Regions from separate parts of the Mus musculus genome. Here region 1 is linked to region 2. The links are chromatin loops, found by intact Hi-C in ENCODE. Cell type or tissue: heart. All regions are shown on one strand.

The links. Hi-C counts contacts between places; a loop is a spot of excess contacts. Peaks named below come from ENCODE experiments on the same cell type or tissue, not always from the same donor. Only the 100,000 strongest peaks of a DNase experiment are listed, where the experiment ranks them.
Region 1: a loop joins it to region 2, with 2.9 times the contacts of the local background. A loop is called at or near these places in 3 of 42 quality-filtered maps.

What each region holds. Positions count from the first base shown.
Region 1 is chr5:111,174,494-111,182,493 of GRCm38, reverse strand. The region is part of intron 5 of Ttc28 (tetratricopeptide repeat domain 28); the gene reads right to left. Among named protein-coding and RNA genes, the nearest start is that of Gm35628, 56 kb to the left of the region's middle. In heart, no CTCF peak of the experiment used is centred here; DNase peaks (open chromatin) are centred at 3,813 and 5,817; H3K27ac peaks cover 760 bases; H3K27me3 peaks cover 297 bases.
Region 2 is chr5:111,112,452-111,120,451 of GRCm38, reverse strand. All of the region lies in intron 5 of Ttc28 (tetratricopeptide repeat domain 28), which reads right to left. Among named protein-coding and RNA genes, the nearest start is that of Mir701, 110 kb to the right of the region's middle. In heart, no CTCF peak of the experiment used is centred here; DNase peaks (open chromatin) are centred at 419, 4,251 and 5,631; H3K27ac peaks cover 539 bases; H3K27me3 peaks cover 2,787 bases.

The sequences.
Region 1 (8,000 bases), 62 kb before region 2:
TGCATGTCACTCTCCCAAAGCCAATGGCAGGCACTGAGGGGGTTACTTCCCACCATGACTTATAATCCCGGGAGCCAGGACCCTCCACTGTCCTATCCTACTCCCTCAGGTGACTTGTGGCTTAGACCTGGATCATAATCAGAGGAGGAATCCAGTCAACACCCCGGAACGGCAGCCCTGCTTGGCTGGCCCATGCCTCTCCTGCTCATGGGACTCCAGCTTTCCTTTACCTTCCGGAGTCTCTGAGCAACGGCCTCTCAGGACAGGGAAGGACTACCTGCCACGACCCCACACACTGCCCACCAGCCATCTATGTCAAATCTTCAAGGTCTTAATGGGACCAGCGGTGTAGCTCGGCAGTAGAACACTCGCTTAGCAGGTGCAAGGCCTCAAGTTCAATCCCACCACAGGGGGAAAAAAAAACCAGACTGAAATCAGAGGTTTTAGTTGAAAACGACTCTGTGCTAGTATAGTACACAGGCACAGAGCAGATGGAAAACCAGAGCATCAAAGGAGAGGCTATGGGCTTCCCACCTCCTACTGGGTGCGTGCAGCCAGACTTGAGCGTTGGTCTCTAAGACGTTTTTGCAGATATATAAAAGGAAGGTAATACTAGGCCTTCTCTTCCCTTTATTCTCAAGCTTAGAAGCATGCATGCTTCCCTCCTCTGCTTCATTACGTGCCTGCCTGCAGCCAATTGACATGTGGCCCCCTCTCTTCATGTTGCTTCCACCTCTGGAACATGAAGGAGTGATCCTGGTCACGGGGCCTCTGGCTAAAGGGCGGCCGTGCTGCAGTGCCACCCCTATAGAGGAGGGGCCTTCCTTTATCAGATGTGTTCTGTCTTTTATTAATATTTCAGAGACATGAGTGATGTGTTTCCCTGTTTTCTTTGCTTTCTGAGGTAGCAGTCAGTTCCTGCTAACAGGGGCTGGGACCATTTTCTTACAGTGCTTGTGAGTGGTGTGTTTGCAAAGTGAACTATTTTAAGTTGCCTTTCTCAACACATGTGTTCCAACAAAGGAGTGTGAGCAGATGCAATTTCAGGTGTAGCAGTTGGACCCTGGCCGAGGCAGCAGTGAGGTCACAAGGCAACGTGCCACTGAGACAGTGTTGGCCTCTGGGGGGGGGGAGAGGACAGGGGGGGTGCCATGCCAGCTACTGTACCACAGCTTTCTGCAGCTCCAACTGCACCAACACTCACCCATGTAATCTTTTCTTCATTTGCTGTAGGTCCTGGCCTCAGCTTCTTTTGTCTCCCTTTTCTGTCCCTTCCTCTGCGCAGGCTTCCTTTCTATCTGAACCCCACGCTCGAGGCCACTGCTTAGACCCTCACCTGCTATGGCCTGCTGTCCTTGTGGTAGGATGCACAGGCCCCTCCCTGGGAAGCCAGGCAGCACAGGACCAGACACACTGAGCTCAGCTATTCTAGTACTCTACCTCTGGGACTCGTAGCCACTGAATATCTCTGAGCCTTGGTTTCCAGACAGACATTTCTACCTTCCACAGCGACAAGCCGGGAGCTGAGTGTTTTCAAATGTAGCCCCAAGCCCCTGTCAAATGTGTAATCCATAAATAATTCACTAGCTAGCTTCGAAGAATAGATCTGGTTGGAGGCAATGAGCCCTTGAACACTGCACAGACAGATTTATAAGGCTCAGGCAGGCACAGCACCCCAGGTGCCACTGTGCTTGGAAACTTCTGGTTTATGGCAACTCCAAATGAGGGCCCAGAGATGTGCGCTTCTGCTTCTTCGTTTCTGTAAATGCTAGGAAGACGCAGGAGCTGCTTCACTGCAGCTCTCTGGGCACGAGGAGAGGGACAGCCAGGCGCTCCCTCCAGGCTGTGGGGAAGGAGAATGGAATATCAGCCCTTCCCTGCCGGTCTCCCCTTAGTGTGCAGAGCTGCCAGGCAGTACTGCTCGTGGTGATGTCCTACCAGCGCACATCTAGGTAGCACTATGTGATGTTCAGCGCATGCTTCATGGCTCAGCACTGGGCAAAACAAAACACAGACAAACAAACAAAAAATCGAACAAGGCTAAGCACCAGAGTCATTTAACTTCATCTCGTCTTCTGGATTTATAAAATGGTGCTAATAACAACACTGTACACACTTGGAAGGGCTGGGCTGGGATCCAACAGGCTCATGCCCGATCGTGCCAGAGTAAATAATGCAGTGCTCTGTGAACTCACAGCCAAGGTGTGTGGGCACTGATGACCCCAAGCCACTTGGGGCCGGGCTGTTACCAGGCAGCCACTAGGAGCAGCCGCCGTGAACGTCAGTAATCGCAGCCGAACATCTATATTCCTATCAGTTTCGCAGGAAATAAAATCTAGTGTTTTACAGTCCCCGGGCAAATAACATGTGATGGTATTTATCAGCCAAGTGTGTTTGAAATTAATCACTTGTCTTTGTTTCTACTCCTGAAGAATAAGGGTAAATCTGAGACAGTTTCAGGTTATTAAGGGGGGTACGAGGGCCCCCTGCCGCCTGGGAACGCCAGGCCCACTGCACACAGGCACTGTGTCTGTACTGAGGTTTGTGCTGCCTTTGTATATTGACCTCTCTGCAGTTTCTGTGCCAGAAAAGCAGCAGCTGCTTCCCACAGAGGGCACATCTGGGAACATCTGTATTTGAATACTAAAATGCAGCCAGAAAGCATCACTAGCAAACTATCTGGCAGAGGAAGACAATGGCTTTCTCTTTCGATGTGATATAAATGAGTTGTGTTTTTGCCAAAGCACCGCTCCGAGCTACAGGCTCTGGCACTGGGGCCAGCCACCCCGTCACCCTGACAAGCTTCATGAGGCTCAAGCTAGAGCTAGAAATTTATTCACACATCAACCCATTTTCAAGGGTTTTGAGTTTGAGAACTAAAATAAGGTTTAAGCTATCCAAATTAGAACCACACTGGTGACATGAACACTAAACACTGTCCTGACAATGCACACATTTCCTCCTGTCCTTACAGTGTGCATTTTTCATAGTGGTTATAGTTTGCACGGTTACCTAAGGAATATTTGGTGTGCTTACCAATTGATTAATTGCATGTACTTGGGGAGATGGGGATTGTATTTGCAGTTAGTCGCAGAAATATTGATTCTCCCTTTTACTACCTAAGCCCACGTGGGTGAGGTATTCCCTGCGGTTCAGTGCTCATAAACCTGGGGCCTCAGTTAGGTACCAAAGCCCAGGGAAGGAACACAGACACATGGACAGGCTCTGGGATAGGACATAGGGCAGACTGTGAGGCTACAATGCATGCAATCACAGTACACAGAACTCCAGGTACCCCCTCCCCTTGTGAGACATGTATATTAATACTTTGTAAGGCTTGGAAAGCCCAGGTCAGGGTTTGGCTGGTGCTTAAACTTGTAGGTTTTAGTTTCTTTTTATCTCCAACATACTTAGCACATAATTTCAGAGATGTGCTAAGAGGGCCAGGTGACATATCACAAAACCCTGCCACCACAGCTACCAAGACAGCAGAAGCAGCTAAATCCTGACAGGCAGCACCTTTTCCCTCACAAACAGCAGGCAGCACCGTACCCAGATTACCACTCTGCAAATGTCTGCCTGAACAGCTGCCCTTGTTTTAGGGATGGCTACGTCACTTGTCCTGTGGCTGTGACTAAAGAACACCTGACACGCGGAGCTGAAGGGAGGATTAGTTTTGCCTTAAGGTTTGAGGCGATGTGGGTTTGAGGAGAACACCACGGTGAGGGCACAGTGCATCTGGAGTCAAGAAGCAGAGAGCGAGCAGGAAGTGGAGTGAGGCCCGCCCCAGTGACCCGCTTCCTCCAGTCAGGCTCCATTTCCTCAGGCTTTACAGCCTCCCAAATCACAGCCCCGTGGTTCCAGCCCTCGGGTGGCCGGCACACGAGAATTGATTGCTTGAGTTCACAAGGCCTTACCTCCAAACCAAAATAACACAGCCAAAGACTTTCAAACAGTTAATGTTGAAACGGTGGCGTTTGTGAGGCCATGTGAGGCTGAGTTTGTCTGTAAAGCCACAAGACAAAAGGTGAAACCAGAGATATACGCATCGGTGAAAGAGGCCAGCCTGAGACGGCTCCTTTCCGCTTGCGTCATTCAGGACCAGGCAAGCTTCAGAGTGAAGAAGTTCCTGGGGACAGTGAGTGGTGGCATAACGGGGGTTTTAGGGCACTGACACTGTTCTGTGTGATACAATAGCGGATATGTGACATTTACATTTACAACACAGAGTGAGCCCTACTGTAAATGTCAACTTCAGCTAACAATACATCAACGCCGGCTCATCATTTATGAGATATATACCTTACAGAAGATGTCAATGAAGGGGAAGTAGGAGGTGACAGTGTGCAAACCCTATTTCCTCAGTTTTCTGCTCTAAAATAAGGCAGTTGATAGATAGATAGATAGATAGATAGATAGATAGATAGATAGAACTTCCCCCCTTGGGGGTGGGTGGGTAGTTACAGGAAACAGAAACAGCTCAAACAGAGGCAGGTTGGGCGAGTCTATACCTAGGGTGGACAATACAAGGCTTTTCCACACACAGCTTCATCTGATGATCATCATGTCAAACCTGACACGTGACGAGACAAATCTGTGTGCACAGAGGTGTGACATCCTAAAAGTACTAACAATACCGCTGGGCAGGGACACACGCGGCAATTCCAGTCCTGGTATCCATGGCTCAAGCTCTGCACGGAGAGCCCGGCACACGGCAGGAGGGAGAGCCACAGGCTAAGGAGAGCAATGCTAACTAACATGGCACCCGTGTTAGTACTGACCGAGGGCAGTCCTTGGGACGTCTCTCCCCAGCCCGTGTGAAGCTGACTGGAGGTGGCTGTGTACCTGCCTCGGCTAACGCACACGATTGTCTCCTGGAAAACGGAGACAATGTGAGAGCAGGACATATCACCACATCCTTTCTTCTGTTGCTACAACTGTTCCATCTGAACTGATCCGCAAGTAGGAAGCATGACAGCGTGTACGAGACCCCTGGCTCATCTGTAGTGGACACAGAGTGGGCACACGAAAGGAAGCTCTGCTTTAAGCCTCTGAGATACTGGGATTGCTTATTACCCCATGGCCCGCCAATCCTGACTAATACTCGGGTATAAACGAGTAACGTTACTCTCCAGGAGACATCCCGGGGAGAGTCAGCTATGAAAACTCTATCGGCCCAGTTCCGTGCCGGTGACATACACTTCTGCATTGGAACTTTAGTCCTTTTTATAGGAAAACCACATTTGAGAAGAACCGGGCACCTAAATCAGCATTAGCTAATCTCTACAAGCTTGTATGAATCTAGAGGCAAAGGTCAACCGGGCTTCTCCGAGCCATGGGTTTACTTCGGGAGAATCAATAGAAGCCAAGGCACGAGAAGCCTGCAGACTGAACCGCGTTCTCCTGGGCTGTGTCTTAAATGGTATGTACGTCTAATTTATGAAACATTAAGACTTGAGCACCTGAGGTGATAATGTGATTCTTATGGGGGGGGGGTCGATGATGGTCGAGGCCTCCTAGGGTGTCACTCAGTGCTTAAAGACTGTCACCTTCTCCATCAGTGCCCATGAACCCACCCAATGACTGACTATTCCATGGCAAAACCTGTACAGAATTCAGCACCTCTACCAGGCAGCTGGTGTGGCCTTATTCTAAAGAAAGCATCAAGCTAGCAGTACCACACTTCCCTCTCTCGTGCCACTGGGAAGCTGATGGTCAGACCGCAGGCTTCCCTTTTAATAGCCAGACAGAATATAGAAACGTGTGTCCACCACCCTGGCTTCGGCCAGCGAGCTGACCTGAGCCTCACATCAAGCGTAGTGGCTCCCTCTCACACCCTGCTCTGGCTTCTACGCATACTTCCTGGAGGAGAGGAGACAGAGCAAACAGCCTCAGAGACAGGAAGCTAGGCTGGGCCACATAGACGGAGGTGTGTGAGACCAACAGCCATTTTCATGCCGCCCGCGGCCCATGGCTGGTGTCAGGTTTATTCACAGTCGGTCAAATCAGACCGTCCCAAACTCCAAACCTCAGCTTGGAGGAATATCACCCAATTATTGTATAAACAGTATGCAGATCTGACTGCCTTGCTAGCACAAGAGTTGGTTTGAGTCTATGCTCTGAGCTCACAGGGTCATTAGTAATAGTTACTGCCTCTCCATGGTAACCCGGCAGCCAGAGGACTTTCATAAAAATTATTTTTATCCAAATTATATTAGGGTTGAAAGAATAATATAATGTCACAAAGATCTATTACCTAGGCGTAAGAGCTTCTATCACAGGCGATGAATTATTTATAATGGCCAGCATTCTACGGCAATGTTTTCAAACGAAGGATTTGTAAATGTCCTTTGCAGATGCAAATGAACAGATTAATAAGGAAACAAGCTTTCTGATGTGAGAAGCCTGGATGACAGATTAGCTATTAAGAGCAATTTATAGGTCATAAGATACGAAAGCTGGCAAGAAACACTGCCACCGTCGGCTCTAGGAACAGTAAAACTGCATCTGGTTTCCCAGGGGTTTCCTGTTAGACATTTTAATTACACCAGAAAACTGCCAGGATTTATAATGATTTCATCTTTAGAAAACTTGATGCCCTGTGTAAACTTGATGTAACACATCATTTGGGCCACGGCTCAGAGCCGACAACTTCTGAAACAGCAGAGAGGACCTGACTTCTGGTGTCACCTCCGAGTTCCGCTCCCTCTTTCTCACTGTAGCTGCCTCTGCAGCCAGGCTACGCTAGGAGGGACTGCACAACTTGTGGTGGCCGTCAAGGCTGACACCCAGAGCTGCAGCGGCTGCTAGGGACTAGAGTGAGATGGGGTAGACACCAGATAGCCCGGTCTCGGAGGAGCTTCCCATGACAAAGTTCGCTGGAGCGTGATGTTTTCAGTCTCATGCCATGGCTGCCAGACACCCTGCTCTTCAGTGGCTATAAAACGCTGTTTGGTAAGGGTTAGGATGTAATGGATCGCCCTCCAAAGGCAGTATTTACACTGTGTCATAAAACCTGGCTTTGGCGGGGTAAGATAGATGGAGGAATGTGGAGGAAGACAGATGGAAAACACACATGTACACTAGTGTCCCGGAAAGGGACAGCTTGTGTGCAGATGCTGGGATATGACAGGAGACCTGTAAATAGGGTGGAAAAGGACCCTCAAGGACCCAGAGAGGTGTTCTGGAATTAAACAACCGAGAACTTCTGCTTCCATCTGTGAAGGACCATTACCACGCCCTCCCACTAGAGGGGCCGGGTTGTAACAGTTGTAGAGCCCCCTATTAAACGAACGGTTTCTGGATGCTCAGGAGCAAAGTCGGACCACCTCATCTCTCTGAGTGCTCACTTACTATAGCAGACTCACCCTCTGTCCCTAGGGGGAATGATGATTCCAACCCACGTGCCGGAGCAAGAGACTAGAGGGTTTTAGAGCCGGAAGAGGTTTTATTTATACGTCATCCACTCTACTGGTTTCAGGTGTCACCTGAACACAGTAGTCGAAAGAACGTGGGATCTGAATGATTGAAGGTCTAGCTATTGTACTATACTCGCTTTGTAGATCAGGCTGGCCTTGAATTTGGAGATCTGCCTGCCTCCTGAGTGCTGAGATTAAAGGTGTATGTCTCCACTGCCTGGCAAATTTAAATATTTTTTAAAAATAATGTTAACAAGTGAGGTCTGAAATGTTAATATTTAAAACACATTGTTTCATTCTCTAAAATACTCAGTGCTATTCAGTGACAGAGTTAAACCTTAACAACTTTAATTGAACTTTTTATACAACTGCTAATTCTGCCAGCTGAGGGATCTAGGGTGGGCATGGAACAGTGTGTTTCCTGGGTCCCAGTCTCACCCTGACAGGACACACATTCCCCTGCAAAGCTCCCTCTGTCTGTTTCCTTACATAAAAACTAGGAAATGGCGCCCACTTCGTGGGACAATGATAACCTCACATTTAAAGGGCTTGGGATTGTGCCAGGCTCAGAGGGTGTGTTCA
Region 2 (8,000 bases):
TAGCCTTTCGCGCAAGCACTAATTTTATTATAGCCAGGTTTATGATTTTCCCTTATTTCCTTGCTATTTTTAAATTCAAGGCTGTAACTGGAGGCTTCTGAAGGGCCAAGAGATGAAGGAGCCATTGCGAGTGGCTGGATCTCAGGGGCATCAGGGGCCTCTGGAAGCTAAAATTCAAATGCATGTTAAAAAGAATTTGAATTCAGGGTCCCCCAGGGAGCTTGGTCCAACTAGAAGCACACTGCTTTGCTCTCTTAATCCTTTATTCTACTTTTAATTTCTCCTTTCAAGTCTCATGGTCTCCCAACACTGTCCCCAGCCTTGTTCATTAAAGTTATTTCTGTACACTGGCTGTCCTCAGCAGACCTACTTAGCTACACTTAACAACAGTGTCTGGGGATAAGCTTTGACTTTCAGCACAGTGCCCCACTACTGACTTCTATGACACAATACTACAGCTTCGGATGTGACAAGGACTTTCATTTACAACTTGCCAAATCTACTTGAAGTCCTTTTTCACATAGAGTTCTGTGATGTGGGTTTTAGAAGCTCTGGCTAGACAGGAAGGGTTTGGAGAAGCAGTGTGATTCTAAAGATGTTTCACTGAGATGAAGAAATGCGTATCTAAAGGAGGCGCATAGCCAACAGTCAGGATGAGCAGGGCTACTACCTGCAGGAGTGACAGTTAAATGCCATACCCAACAACGATTGAATTGTCTCTTGTTTACTCACTGTCTTCATTTGATAGACCTTTAATTTGGGGGGGTTGAGAGGCAACAAACAGAAAAAGACAGACAGACACACATTCATGCACTCACGCACTCGGGTTGAGGAAACGTTTGAATCCTAAAATTGCATTAAAAAAAAGAAGAAAAAGAAGAAGAAGAAGAAGAAATTCCAAATGTGACCCTTGAGAGTTACTTTCTAAAACAAAAGTTCAGACATGAGGAAAGTCACAGCACAGGAAATTACAGCCCTGGCAATGCTATTACATAGCAGTCTCTGGATGAGACATTGTCTAACATCTATGGTGTGTCTCCTGGAGCTGAGAACTCAGAGAAACCCTGTGGTTTTGCCGACTGTTAGTGAATGCAGATCACACTCCACCATTGAAACTTCTTAACCCATAAATTTTAAAGTAGCTTTTGGAGTACAGAGGTCAAACATTGAGTAACATTTATTCTCCATTAATGTCATTTTCTATTCATCTGTTTCCATCACCTGTTTTAACAGGCTAAAAGATATACTACCCAGGTACAACTTCACACAATCCTGTGCCACAGGAGACACTCTCAGTCAAAAAACATTGCCAGAAAAGCCACTGCCAACAGCTCCTCCAAGGATACGTAAGCCAGAGTCAGCTCCACTTCGTAAACATCATTCATAAAGTGATTCAAAAGCAGTTGATTTTACTGGTAGGAAATAGTCAAATACTCTCAACATAAACTGCAGGTGAAGCTCAAGACATAGCTGCCACATGCAGCAAGCTGCCACACTGTTCCAGCTGTTGGTGGGGTAAAGACTATAGATCATGGGTATCCCTTACAGCCTCACAGACAGACACGGGGAAGGTGTGCTGTGCTATGAATCACAGCCCCACAGACAGACAGGCAGAAGGTGTGCTGTTATGATCACAGCCTCAGAGACAGGTGGAAGGTGTGCTGTGCTATGGTCACAGCCTCACAGACAGACAGGCAGAAGGTGTGCTGTGCTATGGTCACAGCCTCACAGACAGACAGGCAGAAGGTGTGCTGTGCTATGATCACAGCCTCTCAGACAGGCGGAAGGTGTGCTGTGCTATGGTCACAGCCTCACAGACAGGCAGAAGGTGTGCTGTGCTATGATCACAGCCTCACAGACAGGCAGAAGGTGTGCTGTGCTATGATCACAGCCTCTCAGACAGGTGGAAGGTGTGCTGTGCTATGATCACAGCCTCTCAGACAGGCAGAAAGTGTGCTGTGCTATGTGTCATCCCCTCCAGACTCAAGTCATCGCTGACAATGGGCTAAAGATGGATTCCAAGTCTCATGCCCACACTGCTCACCAGGGGTGGGACTTCCATCTCTGCCGAGACCCTGCACAAGAGCTCTCTTCTCACTGAATGAAGTCCATCAGAAAACAACGCAAACAAATCAAGGCAAGGTCGAGTTATTTGAGATCATAAAAAACTATAGTTTATAATCTCAGGTAACGAGGAAAGTCCACAAATACTCCATTTTCAGTGAAGCAGTGGTAAGACAAATAGACAAGCTGGAAGCCATTGACCGAACAGTCAGTAGCTGTCTGTGTGTCCTCTGGTGGATCTGTCAGAGCCTTGGCTGTCACTGCTGTAACATGAAGGCTAAGCACAGTCTGTGATCTTCATCTGGTCCACAGATGTAGTACTAAATAAATAGCATCAGGAATCAAAACATTTATAAAACACACACAACACACTGCTTCATAGCAGAGGAAACTGGCTCCCAGGAACAAGTAGAACAGAGCTGTATAATTCAACAGCCACCTTCAGGCACCAGTGAGCTTCATGGGCATTAGGGGCAGGATAGACGAGCAGAGACCCTTGGCAGAGGCAAAAACTAGGTGTGCAGTCATCCAGTGAGAAAGGTGAGCGTGAGGTGGCTGCCAAGAAGTACAGACTCTTCCCAGAGCTGCTCAGCAGCCCCCACACCAGCAGATAGAACTAGCTCAAAGCTACTAAGGAAGCCATGACTTACAGTGTCTGCACCATGGAAGCTGCATTCTGACTCTGCGCCACCCTCACTGCGTCTCACTGTGAGACTTCAGAGGCAGTGCCCACCTGTGACGACGGGGAAGACAAGAACCACACACACTGATAATGTTGCTCTCGGTGTTCTTCTGGGACCACAGATAAAAATAAAAGCTTCTAATGGTAGCGCCGCAGGCTTAGAGTGAGGACCAAGCCAAAGAGCAAAGCTGAACTGAGAGAATGGGCAGAAACAGGTGTTAGGATCATCCCAGGGTTTATCTCTCTCCATTAAGATGACCTTCTCTAAATGCCTTTCAGATATCAATGAAGCTGCCCCCATCCCAGGAGAGACCACATCACTAAGATATGCTGAGCACTGTTTAGGTATCATGGTCGGTAGTCAGTATGAAAGGAACCAGCACAACAGAACCAGGAGAAATGGAAAGAAAACGGAAACAGATCCATGAACTTGGCGGTGGGATGTGAAGTAAGTGATATGAAAATGTTCAACTAAAACCTCATTAAGATGGGGCAAGAGAGCCGGCTTGGTGGCTGAGAGGGCCTGGGTTTGATTTCCAAGCACCCAGATGGTGGATAATTGGCATCTGCGGCTCCAGTTTCAGTGTCTGATGCCCTCCTCTGCCTTTTGCAGGTACTATGCAAGCATGTGGTGCACAGACATGAAGACGAACACTCAACAGATAAAATAAAAGTTAATATAATAAAATAAGACAATAAGAAATAAAATGTACTTTAAGACAATTTCAGGACTCGAGAGATAGACGGCTCATCAGCCAAGAGTGCGCACTGTCCTTCTAGAGGACTTGAACTGGGTTTGGAGCAGCCATGCCAAGAATTTCACAACCCTTTTTAATCCAGCTGCAGGGATGCTGCATCTCTGGCCTCCAAATTACCTGTACCCATGTGTACATATCCAGAGACACACACACATGTTCACACATATACACATAATTAAAAATAAATAATAGGTGCTAGAGAGATGGCTAAGTGGTTCAGAGCACAGTCTACTCTTTGAGAAGACTCTGGTTTGATGTTCAATGGCACATGTGGATGTGTGTGCAAGCCAAACACCCATACAAGAGCTGGACAAGAGAGAGAAGTGTGTGATCTAGGAGGGGGAGGAAACAGAAATAAGGTTAGAAACAGTCTCAATTCTGAGAGACTGAGAGGACAAAAACCATGGGATAGAAAAGCGTTTAAGAGATGATGCCTGAGAATGTTGCAATGGGGTAAAAGCTTCAAGACAGAATTCAAGCCTCAGTGAATCTCAAGGTGGCAGTGACAAAGCAGGCCACACTCTGGCCACCCTGTGAGAAGAGCTGATAAGGCCACTGCAAAAGCAAAAAAAACAAAAAAAAAAAAAAAACAAAACAAAAAAAAAAACCAAAAAACAAAAAACCATAAACACTGCAAAGAATCCACAAATCAGAGGGATGCTCAAGCAACAGAAAATCTAAGCTGCCGGAGCCCCGAGGGATCTAATGGGGTGGAGTAGCATTGAGAACGAGGGGAGGTACAAGAGGAACCAAAAACCAAGGAAACTTTGCCTGGCCCTGGCTCCTCAGGACAGCCCTCGTCCTTCCTGTGGCCTGGACTCCTGAACAGCTGGAAACAATGGAGTGAGCAGAACTTAGAAAGGCATGCTTAGTTTGCGAAATTCACAGAAAATCCATTTGGGGAATTATTCATCCACTCTCCATAACACATCGGATTTCAGCAGAAGTTCACTTAAACACATGGGTCCTAACAGAACCCGATTTGAAACACAGATATGCTTTGTGACGATACACACACAACTCTTCCTCCTCCTGCTCAGTAGCTGTGTGTCCTCCAGTCACTTCCTCTTTGCAACTGAGACATGAAGGACTGTGTCAGCCGGAGAAGCAGTAGCTTCCGTTCCTAGTTCATCTACAGAACATTATCTAGATCTAACTTAAGACATTTCTATGGAGAACCGATTTTAGTGATAGACAAATATAAGACAGAAGGATCTATGAGGGAGTTTTTATTTATTAAGAGTGCCCACAAGACTGAAACAGAAGCATAGGAGGCTGTGGTGCGTGAACAACCCCGGTCACTTGACAGACCGGAGAAAGGCTGTGTGGGGGATGGGCCCACCGTGGTTAATGGACTCAGGCTGCTCTGAAGAGGACTGACTCCTGATGCTTAGAGTACAGTAGGGTAGCTATGGCTCCCAGCAGTCAATGATACCAATACTGAGAAGCGATGGTGAAGCGTCTGACTGGCGTGTGCACGGCCTCAGCCCCCAGCACAGGAAGAGAAGGCCTATAAATGCAACACTCCCGATAAATGTGTTTGATTTCTACGCCAGTCAAAATGTTTGTATGATATTTAAAACAGAGTAGCTTCAAACTCACCATAAAGGCGAAGATACCCGAGCACCTGTGTCTGCCTTCTGAGTGCCAGGATGCTGGTGTGAGTGCCCGGATGCCCGTGTGCACCGCCCCAGAGAGCGAGCTCAGGACTTTTTGCACCCAACAAGACTCTGCAAACTAAGTTATGTTCCCAGTCATAATTAAGAAAATAAACAAATAAATAAACAAACTTTTTTATTAGGGGGAGAGAGAAAGAACCCTGAATTCTATTTAGAGGGCTCTTAAAGTCCATTTCGGCAGAGTACACATTTACTAATCCACAGGACGGGAGACACAGCTCTGCGGGGACACCGAGCTCAGTTCTGTAACCCCTGTTTCTAAAGCAGCTTTCCAGACAACCATGGTCTGCTCTGCGAGCTCTGGAGGCCTTCTAGCTGTGTGTGCATTGCACTTTCAACAAGGACAGAATGACTTTACGTCATGATTTGCTCCAAACAATAAAACCGGTGTGCAGTTTGTGCTACAGCCTGCTAAAGCCATCTTACTGATGTGCTCTTCCTGTTTTCTCACAGGATCTCAAGGCACCGAAGGAACCAGAAACCTCGCCCAGGTGTAGGAGGGCGGAATGTTTTTTGACTCCAGCAATGCGGCCATCCTACTGTGCCGAGCCTCGACCATTCCTGACAGACATGCACATTTATGCTCAATGCTCCTCTTACAAGAAACGTACTTTCCTCTCATGTGTGAAGGGAGGCACTGCAGCTCTCCTGCTGGAAATGGTATTCTGTAGTGAAGAAATTGTTGTTTATATGTCTAGAGGGGTGTGTGTGTGTGTGTGTGTGTGTGTGTGTGTGTGTGTGTGTAGTGCTATCAGTTACTGAACTTGGGAGGTAGAGGCTGGTAATCTCTGTGTGTTTGATGGCAATTTGAGCCACATAGCAAGTTAGAGGACAGCAAGAGCCACAAAGTGAGACTCTGTCTCAATAAATAAGTAAGGGACTACTTTAAGAGATTTAGAAATACCAGAGTTTCTTTTGAGGCCAAGTCTGATGTAGCCCAGGCTAGACTTGAACTTGCCAGGTAGCTGAGGATGACCTTAAACTCTTAGTGACCTTGAATTTATGCTCAGCCAATGGCCTTATTCTATAGCATTCACTGTGGGAAGCCACCCTAGGAGAAGGCCACTGTCTGAGCAAGCGAGAATTCCATCAGCTAAGACATGGTGGCTACAAGAGGACGGGGAGAAATATGATAGGAGGCATGGTGATGGTGAGGATGGTGGTAGTGATGGTTATGGTGATGGTGAGGATGGTGGTAGTGATGGTGGTGGTGATGATGCAGAGTTTTATAGGGGGAAGTGGACTGTCTGCAGGCGGCCTGCTTTGCAAGCACACTGCTTTGCAGCAGCCTCATGCAAACTTGCTGCACATGCTCTTTCCTTTGATGTCATCACTGTTTTATCAGCGGGCTGAAGAGAAGTTTTGATAACTGGCCTCGGGCCTAAGAGGTCTGACTCAGCTGATTTATAATGTAAAGACCTCACCCTCGGCACTGGGTCCAACGGCCTCTCCTTCAAGTCCTGCTGTCTCAGGTGACCTGAGTTACTGTGTAACTGTCCTGATCATTTCTCAAAGGTCTGTGAGACACAGAGAGAAGGTTGCCAAGCCTTCCCCTGTGAACTCAATACTCCCCGTGAGGACAGAGCTCTAGGCTCAAACGGAATGTTTTTTACATTTTAATCTACTCCCTCAACTACTAGAAGTAAAATAAAGACCCCCAAACACATTCTTTCTGTCTTACACACATGTATGCACACACAACACACATACCACAGACCTTTTAATGGATTTCACACTACCACTAGTACAGATTATATAATACACACTGTGTGGAAACAGCACTGGAGACAGTGCAGTGGTGGAGGGGGGTCCCTGGGAGACATCTAAGTAACTTCCTGCGGCTGACGCAGACCCAGAAGCTCCGTTTTCTCCTGGCCTGGCAAACCCACAGGTGCCGGGAGCCTCTGGCAGTCATAATTCACCTCGCTTTCATAATCATGAAGAGTCGTATTTCACTTTACAAGATCCTTTGTGAGTAGCGTGCTGAGCCTGTAAAAGGAACCCTCACTGATGTGAGTTTTAGAATTTAGTCTCTTAACAGCAGAGATAACTGCAAAAAGGAAGGGGAGTGAATCAGATATAGTTGTGTTTTCTAGTTTCTAAAACTTGCTCTAGTTTCTAAAACTTGCTTGGAAGTTGCGAGTTGAGGAAGCTTTAAGGCTCCTGCCACTGCCTAGATTCTCCAGCCTACGAGCCTCCATCACCAGCTTTGGCCTGGAACAGGAGGGTAGAGCCTCCAAGGATGAGAGCAATGGTCGCCTCCTAATCTGCACAGCAAAGGCACAACATGTGGTGTGTGCTGACCCAATGGATACGACAGTTAGTATATGTGAGCTGCAGCTCTTTCCTTCTGGGTACCAGGTGGGGGGTCCAGAGCTACCATGTGGGTTCTTTTCAAATACTTTGACAGCTGAGTGTCATCTCTCTAGCCCCTGGATACATGTATAGAAGACATAAATGGTTTAAGGCATATGAAAACACATCAAGCATCAGCAACCATAAAGGCATATGAAACAGAATGACTATGGTTGTCACCACAGACATGCTAGGAATATGGCCCCATAATTTGGGTGGTAGTGGTGCACACCTTTAATCCCAGCCCTCGGGAGGCAGAGGCAAGTGGATCTCTGAGTTGGAGGCCAGCCTGGTCTACAGAACAAGTTTCAGGACAACCATGGTCACACAGAGAAACCCTGTCTCAAAAATAAAAACAAGACAAAAGAATGGCCTCCATAGGCCATTGAATGTTTAGGGAGTGGCACTGTTGGGGGAGTGGCTTTGTTGGAGGGGGTGTGGCCTTGTCAGAGAAAGTTTGTC